Linked DNA regions of Homo sapiens: region 1 is linked to region 2. A link is a contact called in ENCODE Hi-C or POLR2A ChIA-PET data. All regions are on one chromosome and are shown on one strand. Each heading gives the region's core, a stretch centred on a gene start or an enhancer-like site at or near the end of the contact. The rest is flanking DNA. Distances are from core to core; before and after follow the strand shown.

Region 1 (5,491 bases), core at 1,036-3,535, 210 kb after region 2:
CTTGTGCCTCATATGGACTCCTAAGTACAAAGCTACTTTTGTAAAATAAGAATGTCTCATCATTAGGATTTAACTTTTTAAATATTGTTCTAAGTTTATTTTCTGGAGTCAAATTGCTCAGGATTAAAAATAAGCAGATTTTATCTTAATCAAAAAACAAGGGCTTCTCAGAGCAACATGAATGACGTTCAGTTTTTTCTTTTCTCTTAATCTTATATTTGATTTTCCTTTCTCTCTAGAAAGTTTAATAGTGAAAAGTTACCATAGAGAAGTGACAGGAGTATGTAGTTCTTCTTCCCTCTGCTAGAAAACATTAAGAAAAGATCATAAATGGGAACATCATATGCTGATGTGGAAGATGAGACAGCTTTTTATTAATCTTAAGTTGTCATGTCCACAACTGCACAGGGAGGTGGGCTCTCAATGGAAGCAAAGACATATACGTTTCTGCCTTGCCTACCTTAGTGGGTTGCTGTGATGGGCATTTAAAAAAGAAAAAGGAAGAAACTGATACAAAGTTGTTTTGGCAACAAAGCTATATTAATGTGGATAGATAGTCCACAGGCCAGATAAACTGAAATACAGTAGCAAAGTATCAAGGAGTAAGCTGTTTCTAACACTATCTATACATTCTGTTCAAGTATTCTGAGGATATTATCTAAGATGTCTCTATATGCATATTTTGGGTGCACCGCAATGTATGCATTTGTGATCTTAGTTCTGTTAGAGACTCTCTATAGATTTGTATTTGAGAGTAATAAATTTCAGTTTGGTCATTGGGTCTGTTCAGATGGTGGCAATTTTCCTATTTCCCTGAAGACTAGTGTTATTTATTCAAAGCTGTAATTATTTGGATATCTTCTGAAAACCTGGAGGACTACCCCTTCCTGCAGCTATCTTGGCTGTGGAATGGTGTGTGGGGTGTCGGGAAGCACATGAGCTTTGGAGTGAAGTGGACCTTGGTGTGACTCCTGGTTCTAATACTTAACTACCTGTGGGCTTTAAGGCAAATTGTTTTATTTCTTGGAGCCTCAGTTTCTGTGTTGGTAATACTTGTGCATGAGATTAAGAACTAAATGTGGTGTTTGTGAAAATGTCTAACTAGTACAGAATCTGATACACAGATTCTCCATAAATGCTAATTTTATTTTGTTTTAATTTTACTCCTATGTCCTTTGGTTAACTCAATTACTTTTTCTGTTAGTTTTACAAATCTTCCACCTCTAGAGTTTACAAATGTTATCCAAATCCCACTCATTTTTTATGCTTGTGTCTTTTTTGTTATTTTCCTCCTTCCTAGAATTTTTTCATATCCATTTCTGTATCTTGCTTGAATTACTGGTTTATTACCAATGTACTAGGGTAGTTAGTATATAGGTCAAGAGATGTCTCAATCTCTAAGTTGAAGGGCTTCTGAGTTTACATGATGTTATTGATTCCTCTGAACCTTATGGTATCTAGAGTTGATACAAGCTGTATTTGCAATTCAGTTTTCTCTTCTTTCTCTCCATCATCTGAGACATGTCCTCCCTCAAACTTCAGCCTTGAATTCTGAAACATCTCAGGTCTTTGGATACTCAAACTCAAGCTAGTGCTGAAGTAGTATTAATTTTGTTATATTTGAGTATCTTTTGCATCCTACTTTTTGGAAATTAACTCAAAACAAAGGTAGAAAATCTATATAAATCAACTGAAAAAGTGCTGGTAGATGAGAGGACCCATGAGAATCCACTCAATGTTACTCTCTTCTGTATCCTAATTTCCTAGCAGTTATGATAACTACCTGAAGTTTCCCTAAATGAACTTCTGCTCTTTGATTTCTGGTTGAGAGTCACTATCCAAGCAATAACTCTTTTCAAGTCTGCTTCCTTTCACCTTGTCTTTTTGTTATTTCTGGGACTGGGACTCTGTATCCTCCAAGGTTTGAAAAATAGCCAAACATTATTTATTATTTTTGCAGCCTTGTAGGCATTTGGAAAATGTTTGGCTTCAAATTGATTTCAATAAAATAGTTGGCTGGAGTTACAAATGAGCATTTTGGCTGGAATTGTGTTAAATACCAGTTTGAATTTTGGTAAAGCTGCCCTGAATACATCTATCTTTGTCAATGGATTTGTTTGTTTATTAAGTGCATACTTTCTGGATTTTTGTGGGAAAAGAAGGTCAGACAGAGGAACATGAGGATTAGAAGTGATTACGAACAGGGAAAGGGATTCATGGAGAGTGGTGTCTAGAGATAAGGCATTACGAGAAGGGAATTTGAGTCATAGTGTGCATAAGTGGGTGTCGAGTCCAAAGCCAAAGCCGGAACTGCCATTGAGCTGAGCTTCCCACTGGCATGTTTTCCACATTCTGAATGGTGGAGACATTCTTGAATAGGTAGTCACAATTAACAACAGAACATAAGTATTACTGATACAAAGGATGGTTCCCATAAAAAGGCTTTATCCTTCTCTAGTTCAAGCTTCTGCAAAGCCTTAAAAAGAAGCCAGCTCCACTTCAAGAGATATGGTGCATTCTACATCCCTGTGACCCAAGCGGATAAGTAATGTCCTCAGAGAAAGCCATTATTAGTAGGTTGGATAATGATAATAGTATGAGTAATTGGAGAGAAATAAAGTAGTTTCTGTTAGAATAGTCATTGGGGGCTGCCTATATGTAATTGGGTTGCAATCCTTAAGACTAAACTTATGCCAACTTCTCTTTCATAAAAAAAGAAAATTTTGGAGGTGCTCTTTCTGCAGACCAGAGACATAATAATAATTAACTTCAGTGACATGAGCCACTGATCTGCTCCATGGAATTGAAGTTGTAATGGCTGAATCAGCTTGGACCTACCTTCTCTGGTAGAGTACATCCACAGTAAAAGAAGGAGAAAAGTTTTTCCTGGAAATATTTAGGAGACAGTGTTTAGAATCCAGATCTCTGAAGATTCTTGCAACAGAGAAGAAATGTCAGTCTAAGTTCGTCAGAGTTTTCTTTTTTCTTTTTTTCTGGAGATGGAGTCTCGCTCTGTCACCCAGTCTGGAGTGCAGTGGCACGATCTCGGCTCACTGCAACCTCTGCCTCCCGGGTTCAAGCAATTCTCCTGCCTCAGCCTCCTGAGTAGCTGGGACTACAGGCACCCGCCACCATGCCTGGCTTATTTTTTTGTATTTTTAGTAGAGACAGGGTTTCACCGTGTTGCCCAGACTGGTTTCGAACTCCTGAGCTCAGGCAATCCACCTGCCTCAGCCTCCCAAAGTGCTAGGATTACAGGCGTGAGCCACCACGCCTGGCTGTTTGTCAGAGTTTTCTAAGAGGATACTTGGTTTGGGAAGATGGAAGTGATGCTAAAGGCAACAAACATGAAAGCATGGAAGATGATTAGATACTTGCAGCCTGTAAGCCTGTAAGTCTCCACGACAGAATGTTGGGCAAGAGTGCAAAAGGGTAGACTTACCCATTGTCAGCTTCTTGGAGGCAGGGGCCAAGTTTGAGATTTCTTCTGCAATTCTCGCAGTGCCTGACTGGAACTCAATGGCTTCTTTGAGGAGTTGAGTGCCATGCCACAATCTGGCAGGATTCACATCCTATAAGAAGGTGTTTATTCTAGAAGCAAATGCATCCCCATTGTCAATTTAACTGTCTAGTGACCCAGGAAAAAGGCATAACCCCTACAAAATCTCAGTTTTCTCACTAAAAAATAGGATCCCAGTATCTATCTCACAGGCTTGCTGGGAGTTTAAATAAAAATATTTACATAAAATGCCTAACAATGTCTGACATGGAACCATACAGTACTAATAACAGTGTCAAAAGCTGCTATTTAATTAGGGATGACCATGTTCTTAGCCTTCTACTAAGCATTTTATGTAGATTATCTCATTTAATCTTGACAATAACCCTTTCAGGAAGGCTGTTACAGAAATCAAACTGAAAATGGGAGAATAACCAATAGCAATACCTTTCCATGGAGTTACAAAGCAACATGGAACTCATTTTTCAGAAATATGAGTTCCAGCAATATAGTGAGAAAAGGAGACTGAAAGAGACAGATACCAGGAGGCAGCATCATTCTCTGATTTTAAGAGCTCCTTTTGAAGAGGACCCTAAGAAAGCCACCTAGGAAGCACCTGTAAAAGGACACCTGGATCTTTATAGGGCAACAGCAAGGGTGGCTAGACATAGTACTGTGAGGAAAAAGATGAATGAAACATTTTCTCAACTGCTTTGGAGATAGTAAGGGAAATTCAGGACCAATTAGAGAAGACAGGGGCTCAGTTTAGGGAAGAAAGCCCATAGGGGAAAAAGGCCAAGGGGATAATACCTGATGCCTAAGGCCTGAGGTCCTAAAAACAATCTTTTAGGATGGAGATTGAAGAATGCACGTCCCTCAGGCAGGGACAATACATACTCAACTATTCTGATTGGCTTGCATATGTTTGGGGAGCGAATGCCAGGAGTCTTCATAAATACTTACTTTTAAGTTACTATATTGAGGTAAATACACTTAGAGAAAAATGCTCAAATCATAAGTGTGCAATTTGATGAATTATCACAAGGTAAACACACCCACGTAACTACCACCCAGGTCAAGAAAGGGAACATTACCATCTTTATAAATATTTACTACTTAGAGTTTTCACATGCTTAGTTTCTTACATAAATTTGTGTCTTTCTAACATAGACATTTAAAGTAAAATGTGGCCAGTTAGGATGTTTTATGCATAAAGTGAGAAAAGTGGCTTGTTTGAAAAATGAGTTGGAGAAAACACTTGAAATCCATCCAATTCTATAAAAGCAATCTATTGAAATCTGCATAAATTATAACTAAAACCTGAAATAAGGGACAATTTTATACACCTTCCAAATCCAACAGGGTACTGAAAAATTGAGGTTCAAGGAGGAATCCCTGTTTTATCATTTTTTGTTTTAAAAGCACTATGCTGCTTAAAGCCTTCAAGAAATTACAGCTTTTGGCACTGTCCCAAGCACATTGTGTGCTTAGTAAATATTTCTTTATAATGACAATGGTGATGTTACCTTTTTTATATAGTACATGGTGATCTTTGGCCCCCTAAAGCAAAAATCTGTGCAAAGATATATGACTTTTAGTTCTCTGCAGTTGTTGCTTGGAGCCTCAGGAGAGACAATATTCTTTGTGTATTAGTGGTGTGTTTTATACACGGATTGAAATTATTTGCCCTTTACCTCTATCCTTCTCCACAACCAAACACAGGCTCTGGGTTTTGCAGATATCAATAAGGAAAGAAAATAAGCAGCAAAGCTGGGTGTAAGTCGCTCACATCTGTAATCCTTGCACTTTGGGAGGCTAAGATGGGAGGATAACTTGAGGCCTAGAGTTGTAGACAAGCTTGGGCAACATAGCAAGACCTCATCTCTACAAAAAATTTAACAAGTTAGCTGGGTGTGGTGGCACACGCTTGTAGTCCCAGCTACTTAGGAGGCAGGAGGATTGCTTGAGCTCAGGATTTTGAGGCTGCAGTGA
Region 2 (5,925 bases), core at 1,814-4,313:
TAGGACAGACTATGGCATAACAGCGATTAATGGGATGCCTCAGGTGAGCATAGAGGCACAAGGCAGAACTGAGAGCTCTTGGTATCCAGAGAAGTGTCATTAATCAGCATTATCTCATGCTTGAGAGTGGTTTTATTGAAATTATAAAATAGGTACTTAAAATAACATTAAAAGCACAATTTTAAACCTGCACAATTGATTTTAGTGAAGTACTATGCCAGAGAAAAATTTCAACCTTCCAGAGGACTGTACTCCTAGAAAAAGAAAAAGAAAGCTGTGCTCCTCAAAGCTAAAAGTAGACCATTGACACAGTTTTGCTCTGCCAACTTTACCTTCTTAAAATTGTTCTTTTCATTGTAAACCACAGTAGAGACCAGCACAAACAGAAGTGAAATCTTGGCAGTGCTTCTTTCTGCCTCATGTGCCTTGTAATGTCTCCCAAGCTCTCAGCCAAGGTTGGCTATTTCCTCCACATCAAATTGCAAGGAAGTGTGTAAAGGAAGAGGTTCTGGACAACATGCAAGCATCTGTTGAATTTGGTACAATCTATTGCATCTACAGATCGAAGAGAAAACATGAGGTTTGGGATTTGATGGTCGGGGAAAGTGATTAGGTCTCTCACCTTGAGCCGCTATGATGGGTTCATCCCAGTAGGGATGTAGTTCAGTATCAAGCACTTTAAATCAAGGGATTATACAAGAGGTCAACATCTAGTCAGGTACAGGTTGCTAGTTGGGTACCCTGCGATTCAGAGATGAGCTTGAGTTTTGGAGAAGGCCTTTGCAAACTCAGATTGGAAACCTAAGGGCAGGGAAAGCAACATAGTCCAGAGCTGATGGACCTGACATGCCCAGGAGAGCTTGGTGTCATGCCTAGAATACCTAGTAAGGCTTCCTCCTTCACCTACCCACTTCCATTATCAGCGCCCCACCCCCCCACCTAAACTTGGTTCCCCTAAAAGGACTCTGATACTGATTCATCAGAATTAATTAAATAAGTGGGTACCTCCTTTCTTTGTGTATTAGAAAAAAAAAGAGTTGTGACTTCATACTCAACTAAAACAAGATGAAACAACACAAAACGAAGACCATTTGCCTTTTTTTCCTGCAAAAATCCTGCTCTAGTCATATTTAGATTACTGCCTCATTAGAATTGCACATTGTTTTTTTAGCTTTAATCTTGCCTCAGCCCTGAGAGTAGGTTGCATGGTTATCCCCTGAAAGATAGGTCCAACTACAACATGTGAATGTGAACCTTATTTGGAAAAAAGGTTTTTGCAGATGTAATTAAGTTGAGGATCTTAAGATGAAATCATCCTGGATTAGTATGGGCCCTAACTCCAATGACAAGTGTCCTTATAGAAGAAGAGAAGGGGAGAAGACACAGATAAGATGGAGGTCTAAAGAACAAGGCAGAGAATAGGAGTGATTGGCACTTACAAGCCAAGGAATTCCAAGGATTACCAGCAATCACTAGGAGCTAGAAGAGAAGCATGGAATGGATTTTCCCTTGGAGCCTCCAGAAGAAATCAAATCTTGCTGATAGCTTGATGTTAAACTTGTGGCTCCAAAAACTGTGAGAGAATACATTTCTGTTATTTTAAGCCACCATGTTTGTGATCATTTCTATGGCAGCCACAGAAAATACAACCTTGTAGAGCCTACATCAAGGAACAGTTTTAGTTGAAGGGGCTCGGAAACTTGCTAACTTGCTGACCTTAGTACCCAGGGATGATCTTCTACAGTTCAATCCAGATTTTGGGATTTCTGGAGTTAAGGGAGGAGAAACCTTTGACGTGGGTGGGATGGATCACTCTCCTAGTTTCATTGCAGACCATGCTATGATACTGTTCTTTTTCTGAAATGGGTGGAAGCCTTTTATTGTACAACTCATGCCAACCAGCTTGGTATGATACTTGACAAATTAAATGAGTTTAAATGCTTTAATGGACAGCTAAAATACCATCTTAAAATGTAAAGTTGTTAACCATCTGCTAAAAAGTACAATTCTGAGAACCACAGATAAGTACCCTGAGCTCTGGTTTCACTAATTTAATCATTAAATATACAATGAGCACATTCACGTTCTCTGTCTTTCTGGGATTTACATTCTGTGAAGTCACTGGATTCAGAACAATAGACTTCATTTGACTTGGTTTACTCTTTCTTTGTTCCTCTCAGTTGATATAAAGATCCAGACTTGCAAAATGGATAAGAAAGAGGATGATGATTTGCTTTACACAAGGATCCTTTGCTTTATAAAAGAATTAAATGTATGGTTCATCCATTCAGCAAGTATTTATTGAGAATCTGTGTGGCAGGTGCAGTTCCATATCCTGAGGATACAGGAATGAACAAGGCACAGTTCCTATCCTCATGGAGCTTACTTTCTAATAGGAAAGACAGGTGCTGAGCAGATAAACAGTCATATAAATTAATAAACATACTATGATATCAGACAATATTATGTAATATGAAGAGGTTCCTCCTCCCCCAATGCCAAGACATATTTTGAAGGGAATTTTTTTTTTATCTTTTCTGATTATTTTTTAACAAACCTTGGTTTTTCAGAAGGCAACAGTCTCCTAGTTGGTCTCCTAGTTTCTACTCTTGAACCACCTCAAATCTGTTCTTCATCCAGCAGCCATAAACAAGGTGATGTCCCCTCACATCCCCTGTTTTGTCCTTCACTTAGAAAGGAATCCAAATTTCTACAAGGTCTTGTGCTATCTGTCCCCCACATACCTCTACCCTTGTTTCTTGCCACTGGCCCTATGGTCACTTGTTCAGCCGCATTTGTCTTTCCCTCAGTTCCTTCAGGACACACATGTAGCCTCCTCTGCTTTTCATGTTTTTCACTCCTCTCCCCCTTCAATAGGTCGTTCTTGCTATCCCCCATCACATAAATCTGTCACAGCATCTATCACAGATTGGAAATGTACACACACACACACACACACATTTGCACACTAGTTCTCCCTTTTTGGTGGTTTTGCTTTCTGTGGTTTCAGTTACCTGCAGTCAACTGTGGTCTGAAAATATTAAATGGGAAATTCCAGAAATAAACTGTTCACAAGTTTTACATTGTGTGCCATTTTGAGTAGTATGATAAAATCTCTCGCCATCCTGCTCCAACCTGCTTGGAATGTGAATCATCCTTTCGTCCAGCGGATCTACGCTGTCTGCATTCCTCATCTGTTAGTCACTTAGTAGCCATCTAGGTAATCAGATTGGCAGATCATAAGAAGAAGGGTAAGTATAGTACAATACGATATTTGAGAGGGAAAGACAGACAGAGACTACATTTACATTACTTGTGTTATGGTATATTGTTCTAGTTGTTCTATTTGATTATTAGTTATTGTTGTTAACTCTTACTGTGCCTTATTTATAAATTAAACTGTATCATAGATATGTACATACAGGAAAAAAACCCATAGTATCTCTAGGGTTCAGTACTATCTGTGGTTTTAGGCATTCACAGGAGGTCCTGGGACTACTGTCTATTTATTTGCTTGGTACTTGCTCCCTGCAAGTCTTCTCATTTTACTAATCTGAAACTCCAGGAGGGGATGGGATCACAGCTGTGTACTTAGAACCTAGCCTGGCACTTGACACATAGAAACTGTAGGCAGACATTTGTTGAATGACTTAAAAAGAAAAAAAGAAAATGTGCTAATGAGTGAGGACCAAATAACTTTTAAGAAATTAATCAATTTCAAAGACCAAGTTACCTAAATTATTCTTACATTAAATTGTATTGCTTTGTAAGTTTATTATTTTCCAGTCCTTTTGTGCCTACAGTTGTAGTCTCAGAAAGGAGAAAGTTTACTGGAATCAGGTGAATTGTGGCCACAGAAATACTTTCATGTTCCTTTCCAGCACAAATTTGTTGGTTAACAAATGGAAGGCATTTAATAAATATGACTAGCTGTTGGTTGTGTATATCCTCAATGAAAGAGAAGATGCTGAGATAGTTCTTCAACATATTCTAGAAAGCAGCTCCCTAATTTGTGGGCAGTCACTTTACCAATGACCTTTTTGCACTAAAGGTTACTGTCCCCTTCTTTAACTAGGCAGTTTCATCTTCCTTCCGACTATGGAAAGCTTGGGTGCTTTTGTTAGTGCTATTTGAGGGAGGAGGTACCCACAAAGTCAGTTCCTGTCTGTGGCAAGTTGAAGTTAGAGATCACTGTTGTTTGGTGTCCAATGGGTGACAATGCCAAAATTCAGAAATAGCTGGCAAAGTCCCTGCCTCCTAGTGGGAGCCTAGAGGCTGGTGGCTTGGTGTTCTAGCTTCACCAAGCTAGAGTTCAGCTCCATTATACATCAAGGAGGATTTTGTGGTCTGATCTGGAAACCTAATATCCCCTCATGACATTATTTTAAAGGGAGAATGCAACCAGAGTGCCAGATAATAAACCTTTAAGGAAATTTTTGGAACTTAATGCCTCCTTAAAATAAGACAGAGTTTCACTTTTAAAAAATTCCCTGGAGAGAATCAGAAAACTTTTTTTTTGAATTATTGGGCAAAATCTAATACTTAGCCAAGGGCAATTGATTTTTATATTTTCTAAATTTTCTATAATGAATATATATTTTTTATTAAAATTTGTTTTTAGGAGAAAGGAAAGACATTACAAGGAAAAGGAAGGCCATTACAGGGAATATAATAACATAAATATAATAAATTATATAAGGGCCCATTGCAGTAGAGGCAAGGGTGGGAAATGTGCACACTGCAAGGAGCGACTCACATGTGATACTGAAAATCATTGGTGATGCCCTCAGCCTCAGCCTGAAAAGGTATGGACACAAATGAACAGATTAGCAACCCAGCTTACACTGATGTGGTTTCTTGAACCTCAGCAATAATCTTTCCTCTTGGAAGTGACCCACTGGACAATGCAGAAGGTGGCCAGGGAATGTATTTGCAATCAGGCTCTGCCCTGGACTCATTTTACCCTCTTCATTTCTGTTCCGCCACTGAAGCTGCTGAGTACAGATGCTGTCATTTTACACTAGGGGTCCTCTTTTTCCATCATCTCTTCTAGACATTCAGAGGATTAATAGTGAGTCAGATAAAATCTTTTGAGGAACCTGCTAGTTTATAAATGAAAAAGAATTAAAACTATCTCTAATAGTTTGCATTCCTACAGCACTTTATAATTATCAAGTATTTTTGAAATTACAAATTTAATGTACAATACATATAACATAAAAGTTACCACTTTAACCATTTTTAAGCATATAGTTCAGTAGTATGAAGTACATTCACATTGTTGGCAACCATCACCACCATCCATCTCTAGAACTCTTATTGTCTTACCAAATTGTAACTTTGTACCCATTAAGCAAATCTACCAAGTGTTTTCTTACACATTATTTCATGTGCTCTTCTTGATATCCCTGAAAGTGGGAGGGAAGATATTATTAGCTCAGTAGAGCACAGTGGTTAGTGGGGCAGGCGCTGGAATAAGACTAGCTGGTTTAAACCTTGATCATCAAGTATTGTTAACAATAGAACCTATCTTGCCAGGTTGTTGTGAGGATTACATGAGATCATTCATAAGGTGTTTAGAACATAGCTATAATCATCCCCATTTCGCAGATAAGAAAAGTAAGACTAAGAGACCTTGAACATTTGCCAAAACTCACAGAATTAAGAAATGCTAGCCGGGTGTGGTGGCTCATGCCTGTAATCCCAGCACTTTGGGAGGCTGAGGTGGGCAGATTACGAGGTCAGAAGTTGGAGACCAGCCTGGCCAACATAGTGAAACCCTGTCTCTACTAAAAATACAAAAATTAGCTGGGCCTGGGGGCCTGCGCCTGTAGTCCCAGCTACTCAGGAGGCTAAGGCAGGAGAATCACTTGAACATGGGAGGCAGAGGTTGTGCTGAGCCGAGATACCACTGCACTCCAGCCT

What was found. Hi-C counts contacts between places; a loop is a spot of excess contacts on that map. ChIA-PET counts read pairs that join two places held with the same protein, here RNA polymerase II (POLR2A). Pooled maps may share reads with other maps.
Region 1: a map of endothelial cell of umbilical vein shows a loop between it and region 2 (11-fold over the local background). The contact joins two enhancer-like sites. A Hi-C loop is called at or near these places in 34 of 168 maps with a recorded cell type or tissue (A673, Caco-2, Calu3 and 26 more), 19 of 37 single-sample maps with no recorded cell type and 29 of 50 pooled maps. POLR2A ChIA-PET finds 5 or more read pairs at or near these places in 1 of 52 experiments (A549).

What each region holds. Positions count from the first base shown.
Region 1 is chr2:55,990,431-55,995,921 of GRCh38, forward strand. All of the region lies in intron 2 of MIR217HG (MIR217 host gene), which reads right to left. The region is part of intron 3 of LOC105374690 (a long non-coding RNA gene); the gene reads left to right. Among named protein-coding and RNA genes, the nearest start is that of MIR216A, 4.1 kb to the left of the region's middle. Within about 2 kb of position 2,286, at least 3 of the 41 ENCODE cell types and tissues checked have a DNase peak (open chromatin) inside an H3K27ac peak, as active enhancers do; they include endothelial cell of umbilical vein, where a contact is called at or near this core.
Region 2 is chr2:55,776,713-55,782,637 of GRCh38, forward strand. No RefSeq gene overlaps it. Among named protein-coding and RNA genes, the nearest start is that of PNPT1, 86 kb to the left of the region's middle. Within about 2 kb of position 3,064, at least 5 of the 41 ENCODE cell types and tissues checked have a DNase peak (open chromatin) inside an H3K27ac peak, as active enhancers do; they include endothelial cell of umbilical vein, where a contact is called at or near this core.